Regions from separate parts of the Mus musculus genome. Here regions 1 and 3 are each linked to region 2. Evidence: chromatin loops called from intact Hi-C (ENCODE). Cell type or tissue: left cerebral cortex. All regions are shown on one strand.

Evidence for each region. A loop is a pair of places that touch in the nucleus more often than their neighbours do. Peaks named below come from ENCODE experiments on the same cell type or tissue, not always from the same donor. Only the 100,000 strongest peaks of a DNase experiment are listed, where the experiment ranks them.
Region 1: it touches region 2 in a loop (3-fold over the local background); 3 of 42 quality-filtered maps call a loop at or near these places.
Region 3: a loop joins it to region 2, with 6 times the contacts of the local background. A loop is called at or near these places in 16 of 42 quality-filtered maps.

What each region holds. Positions count from the first base shown.
Region 1 is chr9:57,934,769-57,937,268 of GRCm38, forward strand. No RefSeq gene overlaps it. Among named protein-coding and RNA genes, the nearest start is that of Sema7a, 4.1 kb to the right of the region's middle. In left cerebral cortex, a CTCF peak has its summit at 1,105 (motif pointing right); a DNase peak (open chromatin) is centred at 1,113.
Region 2 is chr9:57,764,589-57,767,088 of GRCm38, forward strand. It overlaps Clk3 (CDC-like kinase 3), which reads right to left and starts at 526. Exons shown (of 13, transcript NM_007713.5): 1 at 486-526. In left cerebral cortex, CTCF peaks have their summits at 93 and 950; DNase peaks (open chromatin) are centred at 329, 583, 1,023 and 2,022; H3K4me3 peaks cover 1,960 bases; H3K27ac peaks cover 2,500 bases.
Region 3 is chr9:57,835,875-57,838,374 of GRCm38, forward strand. Arid3b (AT rich interactive domain 3B (BRIGHT-like)) reads right to left here and starts at 905. Exons shown (of 9, transcript NM_001379353.1): 1 at 808-905. It also overlaps the pseudogene Gm7547. In left cerebral cortex, a CTCF peak has its summit at 1,129; DNase peaks (open chromatin) are centred at 357 and 1,109; H3K4me3 peaks cover 1,655 bases; H3K27ac peaks cover 573 bases.

The DNA of each region.
Region 1 (2,500 bases), 170 kb after region 2:
GACCTAAATTTATGAAGGGGCTGTATTCTATAAAGTGAATAGACAGAATTGTGTAGCTTTAGACCACTATTTGGCAGTCTTCCAGAGGAAGAAACCTTTGTGCAGAGCTAAGAAGATGGGCAGAGGTCCTCCATGATGGAGTACATTGTCATCAGAGGCATGTACTTAGAGGCTGTCTGAGGCCACGAGGGCTGTGTTAAGAGGCTCCTAAGTTGGACTGTATGCATGCCTTTTGAATAATGCTTTTGGTCCCAAGAAGTGCAATTTGTGAGTTCTTACATCCATGAGAAAAGGTGAGTGATTTTTTGGAGCACTGGCCTATATGTGGTCTTCTCATTGCTAGGGTCCTAGCAAGCCCAAGGATCATATCAGCTGGGAGGGTCCGGGCCTACCCTATGTAAAGCATAGTAAGAGTGCATGTCGTCCAGGGTCCAAGCAAAAAAAAAAAAATGCCGAAGGTACCATGCTTTACTCCAGGCCAGAAAGGAGCTGGTTAGGTAAACAACTGCGTCAGCTCTTCTTTCTCACTTGTGAACAAAGAAACCATGGTGGCTTACACCTATGATCTCAATACTCAAGAGGCTGAAGCAGGAGGATTGGTGTAAGTTTGAGACCAACCTGGACTACAAGAGAGTAAGACCCTGTCAAGAAGAAAAAGAAGAGGAGGAAGGGGAGGAGAAGGAGGAAGTGGAAGAGGAAGAGAAGGATAAGGAAAAGAAGGAAGAAGGAGAAGAAGGATAAGGAAAAGGAGGAGGGAGAGGAAGAGGAGCAGAAGGGAGAAGGAGGGAGGAGGAGGAGGAAAGAAAGGAAGGAAGAAGGAAAGGAAAGAAAAAAAGAATCAGAGTTGGCCTGGGACAGGGCACTGCCAAATAACTTAGCTGCCAAGCTGAGATAGGAACTTTCCAGATCCATCTAGTCAGGAGATTTTGTTACAACTGATGGGTCACATGTGATTTCATGTGATTGTATCTGATCCAGGCCCTGGAGAGCAAGAATGGAAGCTCAGAGATGGGTCTGTGGCCTGGGAATGGGCTGGAGGGAGGAGATTTCTCTGCAAAGGTTTGGGAGTTTCTGTCCTGTCCCTAAGACTTGCAGACACCAGGTGGCGCTCCTACCACAAGCCCAGTGCCATCTAAGAGTGCTAAACTGTCTCACCCAGTCATACTTGAGCTGACCGCCTTAACGGAAGGTGAAAAAGTCTAGCTCTTCTCTGCCTGTCCTCACTAAATATTCCTCTCTGGATTTTCACATTTTGATCTCATTGAGTTTTTAACAATTTAGGGTAGAGATCAAATGAAAATGTATGTTTGCGACAGATACAGGTATAGGCTGGCACTGGGCAGTGCAGACCAGAGGGGCTAAGTAATGTGTGTTTTTCAAGTCTTTCAATCAGAGTTGGTAGCTGGTAGACTCTGATCCGGCTTAGGGAGAGAAAGCAGGAGCTTGAGAACAAGCTGGTGAGGGTTTGGAGATGTGTGGTGTGGTGAGATGTGGTACTGGGATCTGTAGAGCCTAAAGAGCTCTGCACTCACTCCTACCCAGGCACACCTAGGCATGTGGCCAGCAACAATGGTAACTAAAGCTACTGTGCCATGCTTGTGAGACGGACAGGCATGGTGTGCAGAGTGGTCCAGATGTGGCCTAAAAACTGTTTTGTTTCTTAAAACTTTATTTATTTATTTATTTATGTATTTATTTATGTATGTATTTATTTATTATTCTGTGTATATGGGTGTTTTACCTGTTCACATGTCTCTGCACCATATGTATACACTGCCATCAGCCCCTGGAACTGGAGTTATAGCCAGTTGAATGCTAGCATGTGAGTACTGGGAATAGAATGTGGGTCCTCTGGAAGAGCAACCAGTGCTCTTAACCATTAAGCTATCTCTCTAGCTCCTAACACCTGGCATCATGCATCCGTGTTAACTTTTTTGGATCATTTGGTGATGCTTTTATTTGATGATGATCTCTTTAAACCGGAGAGTTTGAGCAAAGACTTAACTTTCAACTTCACTTGAAAAGCCAGACGGTCTATCTGCTGCCTTTTCTGTGGCCTCCATGGTCCTGAGCTGAGTAGCAGCTGTCCTGTAAACAGCATTCCACCCATGACCTGCTTGGTCTGTGTGCCTCTGACAATTAGGGGACATGAAGATGAGTAAATCGTTCCTGTTGTTAGAGGCAGGCCTGGGTGGAGACTTAATGGCAGGGATGGAATCCTACATGAGGAGGCGACACAAACGACTAGAGCTATTAATAACCCTGAGAAGTTAGATTCTTAGATTATTATATCTATGAAAATTAGTATGATGGTCAACCTGTGTGTATGTTGTATCTCCTCACCTTGGGCCTCTTGTTGGGGTAGGTCATGCCTGCAAGGTCAGGCTGTGGAATCAAGACTGAGGAAAGCTTGGGAAAGGAGAAACGGACTGAGTTTGGTCCCAGAGGGTAAGAGGCTCTGTTGGAATATTGTGATGGACCTTAGGACCTCCGCTGGTTC
Region 2 (2,500 bases):
CCTTCCTTCTGCCCGAATCCCAGGGATCTCAGAGCCCCGTTCCCCGTAACCGCCAAGGGAAGACCCGGCGACCAAAGGGATGGCCAGCCTGGGCCAGAATCAAACTCCAGGCGGCGCGCGAAGGAGATCTGCGGGCTAAGCCTCGAGCTCGGGGCAGGGAAAGCCTTTCCAGGATAGCCTAGGTCGGACGCGACCCAGCCAGCGGGCCGGCGCGGGACCCAAAGGGAAGCCTCCCAGCCGGCTCCGAGGCCGCTGGAGCTCCGCCTCCAACACCGCGGGAACCAGAAAAGGGGTCTGCAGTGACCGCCCTCAGGGAGAGAAGCGGCGGGTCAGGGGTGAGAGGTCGGGACCGCGGCCTGACGTGGGCCGAAGAGGGAAATAGGTCCAAGCCGAGACCCGACCGGGTGGCACGGTACCCGTACCGGCGTGGCCGTCCCCACCGACTCACCCCAGCTGCCCGGCCACGGGCTCGGGCCCACACTCACCGTCTCCCAGGCTCCGGCTGCGGCTAGGCCCCACTCCCCACTCCGAGCGCCTCTTCCGCTTCCGGCTCTGGCCTCCGCCCGTGGCAGCACCGCCCCCTCGCGTGACGCAGCCGTCGGCGGCCCGGGCTCGACCCGGCCCAGAGGCCTGACCGCTCTAGCCCCGAACTCGCAGACTCTGGGGGACTGGCCTGCCCCGCCAGGGTCCGGGCGACATCGGTGGAGGTCTCTTCCCGGAGGTCCCGGGAGCAGCCTCGGGCCGCGGCCTGCCCCTCTCCGTGTGGTGCTGCACGTAGGCCCCCGAGGCCGCATCGGTGCGCGACCACGGTCTGAGGACGGCTCTGGGCCTAAAGGAGGAACCCACCGGACTGCCAGGCTGGGGCCGCTTCCCCGCCGCGGCCCAGCTGTGCTCGCCAGCCTCTTCCTGCGCGCGGAGAGGACCGGCATTGTTCTCCCGGGGCCCGGGAGGGCGCTAGAGACGAAGGCGGTCGGTGCGCCCGGGCAGAGGAAGGCGGGCGCGACTCCGCTTGCGCGCAAGAAGCAAACGACACATTCTGCTCTCGGCTTGTGCGGGTTTTTTGAAAGTCCTGGTGCCACGCCCCAGCTGGCTCGAGCGAGCAGTCTCCGGGAAGATCCCCGCGAGCCTCGGCGGTGGGGTCTGACGGAGAAATCGTCCCCTTCCCTTGAACACCTCAGAGCGTCTTGCTGTCAGTCTTGCTAGGAAACCCGCGCCACACAAAAGCCCCGAGCCGCGCCGCGCTCCCGCTCTGCCACTCGAGTCACTCAGCCCGTCCTTTCGCTGCGGCATCGGGCGTGAGGCACCCAGTCTAGACCCCTCCCACCTACTGTCCAACGCTTTGTCGTGGCAGGATCATGAGGTCTTATTTTTTTTTTTTTCAGAAGAGAATACAAGTCGCGGTCCTTTGGTTGGGCCTCGCTTTGACAGCGTCCCCGCCCCCGCGCGTCGCGCAGCCAAGCGGGCGGGTGCCGCGCCTAATTGCCCCACGCCACGCGAGGTCCGCGAGGCTGCGGCGGCCGGCCAGGGCGGGGCATAGCTTTAGGATCTTGCTGACTCAACGCGGACAGCCAGGGTTTCCCAGGTGTCCCCTCCCCGTACGGGATGCGCGCCCACCAGGTGCTGTGGCTCCCTAGGCCCCCCTGCAGTGATGAAACTGCCTTTAGAGAGCTTTGCCTCTGGTTCTGACGTAATGGCCCGGCATCTTCATCACCAACCAAGTAAAAGCGGTTGAGTTAAAAAGCTGGGTGATTATGTTTTGCAAACTCAAACTGACTCATAGTCACCTTCCAACCCCACAGACATTCAACAGCCATTTCAACTGCTTCTGCCCGAGTCCTGCCCCATTGGTTTCCAGCCTAGAAGCCAAAGATTGAAATATCCAGGCGTCAGAAGATGCAGCTCCCACCTGAGGCCAGGCCCACACTGATAGAATTTCCTTCGTTCACAGGTTTCTGTGGTGTCGTCACCTCCTACCAATGCTGCCCAGCCATGTTTCCATGGCTACGGGAAAATAGCATCCTCCAGTTTAAGGCCGACATCCTCAAAAAGTTCCCATCTCCTGCCCTACCCCAAGTGTCAGAAATGAGATAATTTAGACCGTCTTCCTGCCTACCATCCTAACAGGAAAAATCAGGGCCATCTGCCTACAGCCCCCACTCTCTCTACAGAGAGGACTTCTTGCTGACAGCTGATATAGGAGCTGTCTCCTAGCCCTGTCCTCTCCAGAGGCTGCAGCTTGGCCTTCCTCCTGGATGGTCTCCCATTAGACCTTCGTCCTCTTGTCTCTCTTCATAAAACCTAGCAGAAGAAAAGAACTGGTTCTGAAGTAAAGTTAGGTTGATGAACGTCTCCCGGCATACACATCTCATCTCTGTGGTACTCTGTTGAGAGGAACCTTGGAACCGCTCCTCCACCCCTTGCTCAGCCCTGCGCTCCCCCAGAAGGAGACTTGCTGCTTACCCACTGCTCCAAAGCACCAGCTTCCACCAGCCTGTGCCCT
Region 3 (2,500 bases), 71 kb after region 2:
AAGCAATTCACTGGTCATTTAGAAATATTCGTATAATCTTTAAAGTCAAACAACACAACTGGAATATTTCAACCAACTCCTGCCAGTCATAGTACAACTGCTTCTTTTCTGGTTGGCACCATCTTCTCGGTAGGCTTTCCTCAGCAAGGGAGAGGGGTGTCCGATAGCGTCTTTATTAAGACAGAGATGACTCCGTTTTACAACTCAATTGGCACATCCTCCCGAAGAGTCCATCTCATCCCAATCCCTAAGCAGCCAAGGATTCAAACAATACTACTAACATCTAGAGAATTTACGTCTCCGAAATCTAACTTCATCTCTCCATCCCTCGCTCGGGTTTTTTAAACTTCCCGGACCTCCAAACCGAGAGCAACGGACTGCTTGCCGCTTGAGCCCGGCCTTGGTGACCATTTCCCTTACCTTCGTTTCCAGCTCTGTCCCCGACCCTCTTCGACCCCTCTTTCCATTCTTTACCTCCCACCCAATGGAGCCCTATCACTTTTACTTCCACCAAGCCCCCTTTGCCAATCTCCCGGCTCTTCTCTAATTACTCCATCTAAGCTCGCTCTGCGGTTGCCAAAAGGGGGGGGGGGTCCCTTACCTTTCCCATCTCTTTATCTCAAACCACTCCTTTGGACACCGGGAGGACGGGGCTCCTCCCGATGCTCTCACTTTTTCTCAGCGGACCCCGGCTTCACTAGCCCGCGTCTCCCCTACACACCTGCCTCGGCTCCCATTTCGGTCCCCTCCACCTGCCACAGCCCCTCTCCCGCCGCGGCAGAAAGAACCACGACCCGCGCCGCTCACCTATGTGCAGCGTTCCGGGCTCGCGGGTAGGGAGGAGGCAGCCGCTCAGACCCCAGCGTAGCAGCTGAGCCTGCTACTCCTCCGCAGCTGGGGGCCACAGCCGGGGCGGGGCCCGCACCGGAAGCTGTGCTGCGGGGCCCGGCCGTCAGCCCGGGGCGGGGGAGGGGCAGGTAGGGGCGGGGCCCCACGGTGGGGGGCGGGGCCCGAGGCCGGAAGCAGCTAAAAAGGGAACGAGGTGGGGGTGGGTGGGTAGTGCGAGACGGAAGTGACTCCTAGAGACCGCCCTCTGGTTGAAGCCGTGGGCGGAAGCCATTTAAGGCGGGCGGAGGCTTCGGCCAATGGGAGAGCACGGACTCAGAGGAGTTCCGGTGTGAGTGCTTTCGCGGGGAGTTGAAAAGAGTAGGACTGACTACAGCACACGGGTTTCTGGCTGCCGTGGTTGTGAATTGTTTGTAATAAGTGAAAGAAAGGAATAAAGAGTGCTAACTTTCAGCTAGTCTTAATGAAGCATTCCAGCCTTTTATTAGTTTTTTTCTAAATTTCACTTTTTGGATTGAAATTTTCCTGTTCTGGAACACCACCTCTATCCATCCCCAACCTCACCTCGTCACAGGGGTTAATGTTTTCTTTCTTCAGGTTCCAAAGGTAGAAGCTGAATCCTGGCACCGCTTATACAATAAAACAACAAAACCTTGTCTTCTGGGACTCCTAACTCTGGGGAACTTCTGTGAATTTATGCATGCACCTCCTTGTTTTACCTTTCTCCCAACTGACCATCATCCTTGATCCAGAGTCTATGGCTCGCTTAGTTTTGGGTCTTAAAACAATCCCAGCCAAAACCTAGAACTTATTGCCACTGGCTTTTCTTGTCCCTTCCCTTCTTCCTTCCCTTCCCCTCTTTTCTTTCTTGTTAGAAGGTAGCTCACCTATTTAGCAAAAGTAGTTGACCATCAAGCTCCAGGAATCCTGTCTTTACTTCTGAAATGCTAGGATTGCAGGTGTGCACCACACCTGGCTTTTTACTGAGGCGTTGGATATCCAAATTTAGACCCTTATTCTTTGGCGCCACGCTCTTAACTCACTAATCCATCTCAGTTCCTGATGAAAACTTTTATGGTTTGTTGTTGTTGTTGTTTGTTTTGTTTTGTTGCAGTCCTGGTCCCTTATTTCTTTTTTGTCCACTAGGCCATGAATTCATATGGAATGGGCTCCAGCAGTTTCCGTTAGTCCTCACAAAGTGTGCTTCTCTGGTTGACGCAGGCTGGCGCTTCAGCTGCACCCGGGTGCCCTTCTCCTTGGCTTCCTTCTTCTGATCGTTCTCCTTCACCCGCTTCAGGAAGCTGTCCCTGCTCTTCGAGTGCTTGATGTGCTCAATCCGCACATTGATCCTCTTGGCCAGAATTTTGCCCTTAACTTGCTTATTTACAATGATGCCCACAGCATGCTGGGTGACATTGTAGACTCTTCCGGGTTTGCCATGGTAGCACTTATGGGGCATTCTTTTTTGAACAGTGCCCATTCCCTTAATGTCTACAATATCACCCTTCTTGTAGATTCGCATGTACGTGGCCAAAGGAACAACGCCATGTTTCCTAAAAGGCCTAGAGAACATTTATACTGGGTGCCTCTCCTCTTTCCCTTTGTGTTCGTCATTTTGGCCAATTACTGGAAGATGGCTGCAGCAGCCGACTTT